Regions from separate parts of the Homo sapiens genome. Here region 1 is linked to region 2. The links are chromatin loops, found by intact Hi-C in ENCODE. Cell type or tissue: mucosa of descending colon. All regions are shown on one strand.

Region 1 (4,000 bases), 170 kb after region 2:
AAGTCCAAGGTACCTAAGCACGAGCCTAGCGAGGAAAAAGCCAAACCAAAGGCCAAACATCCACCTTCTAAGGTTCAGATCAGGCAAGCCCTCATAGGCTCTCCAAGTTAATAAATAACTAGGCAAGTCACAATTTTACCTCAGTTTCCTATTGGGAAGATAAGGAAACCAGACTAAAGAATTTTAAGAATCCTTCTAGTTCCAACATTCTCTTTTTTTTTTTTTTTTTTTTGAGATGTAGTTCGCTCGTTACCCAGGCTGGAGTGCAATGGCGCAATGTCAGCTCACTGCAACCTCCACCTCCCAGGTTCAAGTGATTCTCCTGCCTCAGCCTCCCAAGTAGCTGGGATTACAGAAGCCCACCACCACGCACAGCTAATTTTCGTATTTTTAGTAGAGACAGGGTCTCACCATGTTGGTCAGGCGGGTCTCGAACTCCTGACCTCAAGTGATCCACCCACCTTGGCATCCCAAAGTGCTGGGATTACAGGTGTGAGCCATCGAACCCAGCCCCAACATTCTATCTTAAATGTTAAAAGGCTAGGTTCAGAATGGAAACAAGAAATTAAAAACTGGTTTGAAAACAGAAAACAAACTAGTTTGGGCTTCCCTCAATCATTAAAGCTCATTCACCTTCTTCTTTTCCACTATAAGGGACCATGGTATCACATTTTTTCTTCTTCATTTTTTAAATTTAAAAACTGTTTTTTCAGTAATAGAGACAGGGTCTCACTATATTGCCTAAGCTGGTCTCAAACTCCTGAGCTCAAGTGATCCTCCCACCTCAGCCTCCCAAAGTGCTGGGATTATAGGCATGAGCCACCACGTCCGGCCCATCTTCCTCTTCTAATGTGTTTCAAAAAACAATGACTATTACGGATATTAGTAATTAAATCAACAAGGATGGAGGCTGGGTGTAGTGGCTCACGCCTGTAATTTCAGCACTTTGGAAGGCCCAGGCAGGCGGATTGCCTGAGCTCAGAAGTTCGAGACCAGCCTGACCAACATGGTGAAACCCCATCTCTACTAAAAATACAAAAATTAGCCTGGCGTGGCAGCACGTGCCTGTAGTACCAGCTACTTGGGAGGCTAAGGCAGGAGAATCACGTGAACCCAGGAGGCAGAGGTTGCAGTCAACTGAGATTGCACCACTGCACTCCAGCCTGGGCATATAAAATAAATCAACAAGGATGGGAAAAGGAACCCAAAACTGAAAACAAACACATAAATGACTGTAACTGTATCAAATTGATTTCTTAAATTACACACAAAAAAAGAAGTGATTCAAATATGTTTGGAAGGCCGGGCATGGTGGCTCACGCCTGTAATCCCAGCACTTTGGGAGGCCGAGGCAGGTGGATCACCTGAGGTCAGGGGTTCGAGACCAGCCTGGGTAACCTGGTGAAGCCCCGTCTCTATTAAAAATACAAAAAACTTAGCTGGGCATGGTGGCGGGCACCTGTAATCCCAGCTACTCGGGAGGCTGAGGCAAGAGAATCTCTTGAACCTGGGAGGCGGAGGTTGCAGTGAGCTGGGATTGCGCCACTGCACTCCAGCCTGGGTGACAGAGCGAGACTCTGTCTCAAAAAAAAAAAAAAAAAAAAAAAGTTTGGAATAACCTAACTATACCTCAGTGGCATGTAGTCCAAGAAAAATAAACTACAAAAACCATCTTGAACCTACTTTATGGGTTTGTTGGTGGTAGTGGTATTATTATAGTAATTCTGAAACTATTTTGTACATATCATAGGACAGAGCAAATTTCTCAATAAATATATTGATTTCTAAGTAAATACATACAGAAATTAAGTTATTTCTTGAGAATGGATACAAATATGAAATAAGGGAAGATGAGAAAAAAAGATCTATAAACTAAATTGGAGGTATCAGTATAAAGTTGTAATTTAAAATATATGTATACCAGCTGAGCGTGGTAGCTCATGTCTATAATCTCAGCACTTTGGGAGGTGGAGGCGGGCAGATCACCTGAGGTCGGGAGTTCGAGACCAGCCTGACCAACATGGAGAAACCCTGTCTCTACTAAAAATACAAAATTAGCAGGGCAAGGTGGCACGTGCCTGTAGTCCCAGTTACTCGGGAGGCTGAGGCAGGAGAACTGCTTGAACTGGGGAGGTGGAGGTTACAGTGTGCCACACTCCAGCCTGGGTGACAGAGCAAGACTCCGTCTCAAAAAGAAAAAGGAACCTGGGCTTTTGGAGAAATGGCCGACTCTAGGTATATAGGATAGGAAAATTTGAAAGAGAGCTTTTAACATCTTGTGCCAGAAGGCTGGGCGCGGTGGCTCACGCCTGTAATCCCAGCACTTTGGGAGGCCCAGGCAGGTGGATCACGAGGTCAGAAGTTCAAGACCAGCCTGGCCAACATGGTGAAAACCCATCTCTACTAAAAACACAAAAATTAGCCAGGTGTGGTGGCACAGGTCTGTAATCCCAGCTACTCGGGAGGCTGAGGCAGGAGAATCCCTTGAACCCGGGAGGCAAAGGTTTCAGTGAGCCGAGATTGCGCCACCGCACTCCAGCCTGGGCAAAGGAGGAAGACTCTGTCTCGAGAAAAAACACAAAAACATCTTGTGCCAGAAAGCAAGGAAGTTCTCAAATATTTATAGGGTCATTAAAAAAAAAAAAAAGAAAAAAAAAACACAGGATCTGGCTTGAGGGAGTCAAATTTGGGACACTATGTGAGCATCAAAATTAATTATGTTAAGGAATTATAAAACATTAAATTTCCAAAGGAAAGAATTTCAGAATCCATAGTAATACTTGGAAAGGGAGAGTAGAAAGCTCTTTTTTATAGAAAAATGTTAGCTAATGTTGAAGAAATGCTAGAATTAGAAAAATTACCATTTTGGAACCCCCACTGAAATAACTGAATAAAGCAATGGTCATCAACCGATGCTAAAACTATTAAAAGATTGTCAGGGAACAGGATATTCATCAACATGTTAATTATAAAGAAAAAACATATTTTATTATAGGATCTGAGGATCACCACTTTAACAAGATGATCAAAACAGTGGGAAAACCTGACATTATGTGCTTGCTGATATAGTACAGTAAGCATATCACCTAAATATGACATTAAATGTCTTGCCAACAACATTTAATTGGAATCTGATCAATGAGAGAACAGACAATTCCAGAATATGGAATATTTTGAGGCAATTGGCCTGGAATCTTCAAAAAATTCAATGTCATGAAAAACATAAATGGGGCTGGGTGCAGTGGCTGATGCCTGTAGTCACAGCACTTTGGGAAGCTGAGGCAGGAGGACTGCTTGAGCCCAGGAGATTGAGACCAGCCTGGGCAACATGGCAAAATCCTGTCTCTACAAAAAATACAAAAATTAGCCAGGTGTGGTACTGCACACCTGTAGTCCCAACTACTCCGGATGCTGAGGTGAGAGGATAACTTAAACCTGGGAGGCGCAGGTTGCAGTGAGCTGAGATCATGCCCCTGCACTCCAGCCTGGGTAATAGAACCAGACCCTATCTCAAAAAAAAAAGAAAGAAAAGAAAAGGAAAACATAAAAGGTAGGGAAAATCATTCTAGATTAAGAGAGATTCAAAATATATTTAATGTTTGAACTGGGATTGAATCCAGAACTGGGGACGGAAGCAATAAAAGACACTGAGACAACTAGGGAAGACTAAATGAGACCTGAATATTATATATTATTACATTAATGTTAACTTTCTTAGGAGTGAAATATGATGCCTGCAACTTAGTTCCAAATGATTTAGGAAAAAAAAGTTTTAGGTATATAAAGATGAAGCAAATGTGACAAAACGTTAACAATTAGTGAATTTAGAGGAATTATATATTATATTCTTTCAACTTTTCTGTAGGTTTTGCCATTTTCAAACTAAAAAGTTAGGGGAAAGAACTTTACAACTTCTCCATTTTATTATCTATTAAACTCTCTGAGGGCAAGACACAAGTATAAGCACAGTTTCTATGTCTCATCCATCTTTTGGGATGGT
Region 2 (4,000 bases):
CTCTACAGATACTAAAGGAAATAAACATACTTCTCGAGAAAGCTGTTTTGCCAATACGGTAACACTAAACTAAAAGAAAACAGAACTTTCTAAATCTCACCAATCCTCGTCCTCCTCCGGCTCTTGCAAGCGGGGCAGCTCTTTTTTGCACCCATCCATGTCTGTAGTGAAAGACAAAGATACACTTTCTTAAGAAAGCCAGAACTCGGCCGGGCGCAGTGGCTCACGCCTATAATCCCAGCACTTTGGGAGGCCGAGGCGGGCAGATCACAATGTCATGAGATCGAGACCATCCTGGCTAACACGGTGAAACCCTATCTCTATTAAAAATACAAAAAATTAGCCAGGCGTGGTGGCGGGCGCCTGTAGTCCCAGCTACTCGAGAGGCTGAGGCAGGAAAATGGCGTGAACCCGGGAGGCAGAGCTTGCAGTGAGCCGAGATTGTGCCACTGCACTCCAGCCTGGGCCACAGAGCTAGACTCCATCTCAAAAAAGAAAAAGAAAAAGAAAATAAAATAAAAAGAAAAAAAAAAGAAAGCCAGAACTCAAAAGCAGAGACATCTCTACATTTACATTCTGCATTTATCTTTGGGTATCTTCCCCACCTTAAAGCCGAAACTTTGCTCTGCAAAATGAAAAGGATTTAAATTTGTTTTGTTGCAAACTTTTCCCACTCAGGCCTCTACCACCCCAATCTCTTCCCACCCTGCACCCGCCCCCACTTCCCACTCCCTCCACTCCCACCTCAACTTGCCAGTCTTCCACGTATCAGGGCTCGACCGCCCCCACATCCCACTGGCCCTCCACCTCCCTACAACCTTCAGTCCCCCTACTCCTGCCCCAAGGAAGTCTCCCACCTACCGGGTGTCAACCTCTCCCCCTTCCCCTACCTCTTTACTCCCCACTCTGTCAATCTTACCCAGAATAGGCTACCACCGCCCCCTCATCACCTTCTTCCTTCTGTCCAACCTCCACTGCCCCCTTACCTCCCGCCACTCTGGCTTCTCACTGGTCTTATATGAATCCGGCCACCCCCTCCACGCTTCCTATTCCTGCCTCCAGCCTCTAGCCAATCTTCGACCAAACAGGCCTTGACCCCTCCCCAACTCCTTCCTCCTATCAGGTCTGGACCCTACCCCCACCATTCTCACCTCAGTCTTCCACCAATCAGGCCTCAACCCCACCACCCTTCCCCCACACTCGCACCTCCAACCACCTCCAGCCACCTTCAACTGCTCCCAACCGGTTTTCCAAGCAGGCTTCCACTCCCCCACACTTCTATCCAACTTCTGCCCTACCCCACTCCTGTCTCCCACCACCACTCAGTCCTCAGCCAAAGAGACCTCAACCCCCACACACACACCCCTACCCACAACCACTAGCTCCCACCTCCCCCCAATGCTGCAACGGGCACCCCCACTTCTCCCCACAGCCACTGGCACCCCCACCTCCAATGCCACCACCAGCATCCTCACTTCTCCCCACGCCCACCAGCACCACCACGTGCTCCTAGGCCACTTCCACCACCACCAAGTGTTCCTACGCCGCCACCAGAACCCCCCACTTCCCTCAACGCCCCCATTGGCACCCCCACCTTCAATGCGGCCACCGGCGCCTCCACTTCTCCCCACACCGCCAGCGCTACTATGTGCTCCTATGCCACCAACGCCACCAAGTACTCCTAGGCCGCAACTGGCACCCCCACCTCCCCCCACGCTGCCACTGGCATCCCTACTTCTCCCCACCCGCCACTAGGGACACCACCTGTTCCTACACCACCACTGGGGCCCCCACCTCCCCCCAGTGCCGCAACCAGCGCCCTCACTTCTCCCCGCGCCGCCACCGGCGCCACGTATTCCTACATAGCCACTGGCGCCACCACACGCTCCTACGCCACCACCAGCGCTCCCACTTCCCCCAAGGCCGCCAATGGTGCCCCTACTTCTCCCCACACCGTCACTGGTGCTACCACATGCTCCTACACCACCACCAGCACCCCCACTTCCCCGACACTGCCACAGGCACCCCCACTTCCCCCAACGCCGCCACTGGTGCCCCTACTTCTCTCCACCCGCCACTGGCACCAACACCTCCTTCTACGCCACCACCAGGCCCCCCACTATCTGCAATGACGCCACCAGCGCCCCTTCTCCCCACGCCGCCACTGGCACTACCAGCTGCTCCTACGCCGCCACCGGCGCCCCCACCCCTCCCAATGCCGCCACTGGCGCCACCATATGTTTCCTACACCACCATGGGCGCCCCCACCTCCCCCAATGCTACCACTGGCGCCTCCACTTCTCCCCTCGCTGCCACTTCCTCTACTCCCACCTCAGGCCTACACGGGCAACCAGAGTCCAAGGTATACAGTGGTCCTGATTTTAATTAAGTCACTCAATTAGGATTAACCTCTGGACCACTTCAGCACCCATCTCAGTCCGACCAGCCGGTCACCTACCTGGTGTTGCAGCCTCTGGCGTGGCCGGCAGCAGCTCACCTCCAACTGCCCGTGGAGTGTGTGCAAAGATCCGGAGCAACTGCGATGAACAACGCCAGGCGCAGGCCCCTTTATAGTGCCCGGACCTAGGGGGCGGTAGCAGTAATTCACGTGTGCTCGCCCGCGCTCCCCTGTACCCACCTATCACAGTGGTCACAAGACAAATTTGAACTTCGCGCCTGTGAACTTGGCGCCTAGCTGTAACGCTTCCGGGATCAGGTCTGTCGCTTTCCACTCCCACGGATGTTGCTTATTTGTCCCAAAACCGCCATTTCAATACTAGAGCGTGGGCACCCGAGGCCAATTCTGCGATTAAAAGTCCCTAACAACTTTCTGATAAAGAGAAACCATGTGAAATCGTTCATAACAAACTTTTATCCTGCGAGAACTTGGATAAGCGAGCCTTGTTCCTTACTTGAATTGTCCAGACCTCTAAGTCCGTTATTGCAACCACTGGGAAAGGGCGCGGGGGGAGGGGCGGGGGCACGAGAACTGGAGCGAAGGCGCGGGAGCAGGGGCGTGGACGGGAACACCGAGGGGAGGGCGGGGCGCGGGGGGACGCGGGAGCGCAGGGGGGCGGGGGTTGCAGGGAAGGCCATCTAGACCCCTAGATAAGAGCAAGGCAGCAACTCAACAGCGCCTGGCAACGGCGAACTATGATGTTTACTTCCAGAACCCTCCAAACCCTGGAGATAAAAAAAGGTTACTTGAGGCTTTTTGGCACTCACTCCATACACACCAAGAAAAACAAACGGGGAAAACAGCGCTTTCTAGATTGTGCCAGTTTCTCCAGCGAGCATCTATATATTTCGTAATGTATGCCTTTGGGTAACAGAACACACATAAAATGTCCCTGCGTTTGATACTATTTTGTGCTAAGCATTATTCCAAGTGTCTTACGACTTAATTCATACAACACTTTAAAAAGTAGGCAACTGTTAGCACTCTCATTTTAGAGATCACACAGCTAGAAAGTGGCAGAGCTGGCCGGGCACAGTGGCTCACGCCTGTAACCCCAGCACTTTGGGAGGCTGAGGCGGGTGGATCACGAAGTCAGGAGCTTGAGACCAGCCTGGTCAACATGGTGAAACCCCGTCTCTACTAAAGATAAAAAAAAAAAAATAGCCGCGTGTGGTGGCCCGCGCCTGTAATCCCAGCTACTCGGGAGGCTGAGGCAGGAGAATCGCTGGAACCTGGGAGGCGGAGGTTGCAGTGAGCCGAGATCGTGCCATTGCACTCCAGCATGGGGACAGGGCGAGACTCCATCTCAAAAAAAAAAAAAAAAGTGGCAGAGCTGAGATTCAAACTCCAACTCTAGTTCCAAAACCTGCTCTTAAGCACCAGATTGCCTACCTAAATACAGATACTTTCTCAGTTGATAAAAAAATTGGATAAAGGGGGCTGATTACTCTCTCTCTCTACAATGAAGTTGCAAATTAACCTCTACAAGCCTCTTTATAAGAATGGGGATTACATAACTGTGCCTCAGAGGCTTGGGCAAAG

The links. Hi-C counts contacts between places; a loop is a spot of excess contacts. Peaks named below come from ENCODE experiments on the same cell type or tissue, not always from the same donor. Only the 100,000 strongest peaks of a DNase experiment are listed, where the experiment ranks them.
Region 1: it touches region 2 in a loop (4-fold over the local background); 16 of 110 quality-filtered maps call a loop at or near these places.

Annotation. Positions count from the first base shown.
Region 1 is chrX:71,402,559-71,406,558 of GRCh38, reverse strand. The region is part of intron 25 of TAF1 (TATA-box binding protein associated factor 1); the gene reads right to left. Among named protein-coding and RNA genes, the nearest start is that of TAF1, 38 kb to the right of the region's middle. In mucosa of descending colon, no CTCF peak of the experiment used is centred here; no DNase peak of the experiment used is centred here.
Region 2 is chrX:71,576,981-71,580,980 of GRCh38, reverse strand. GCNA (germ cell nuclear acidic peptidase) reads right to left here and starts at 2,544. Exons shown (of 13, transcript NM_052957.5): 1 at 2,459-2,544; 2 at 101-161. The coding sequence starts at 159. RefSeq lists an enhancer at 1,696-2,337. In mucosa of descending colon, no CTCF peak of the experiment used is centred here; a DNase peak (open chromatin) is centred at 2,140.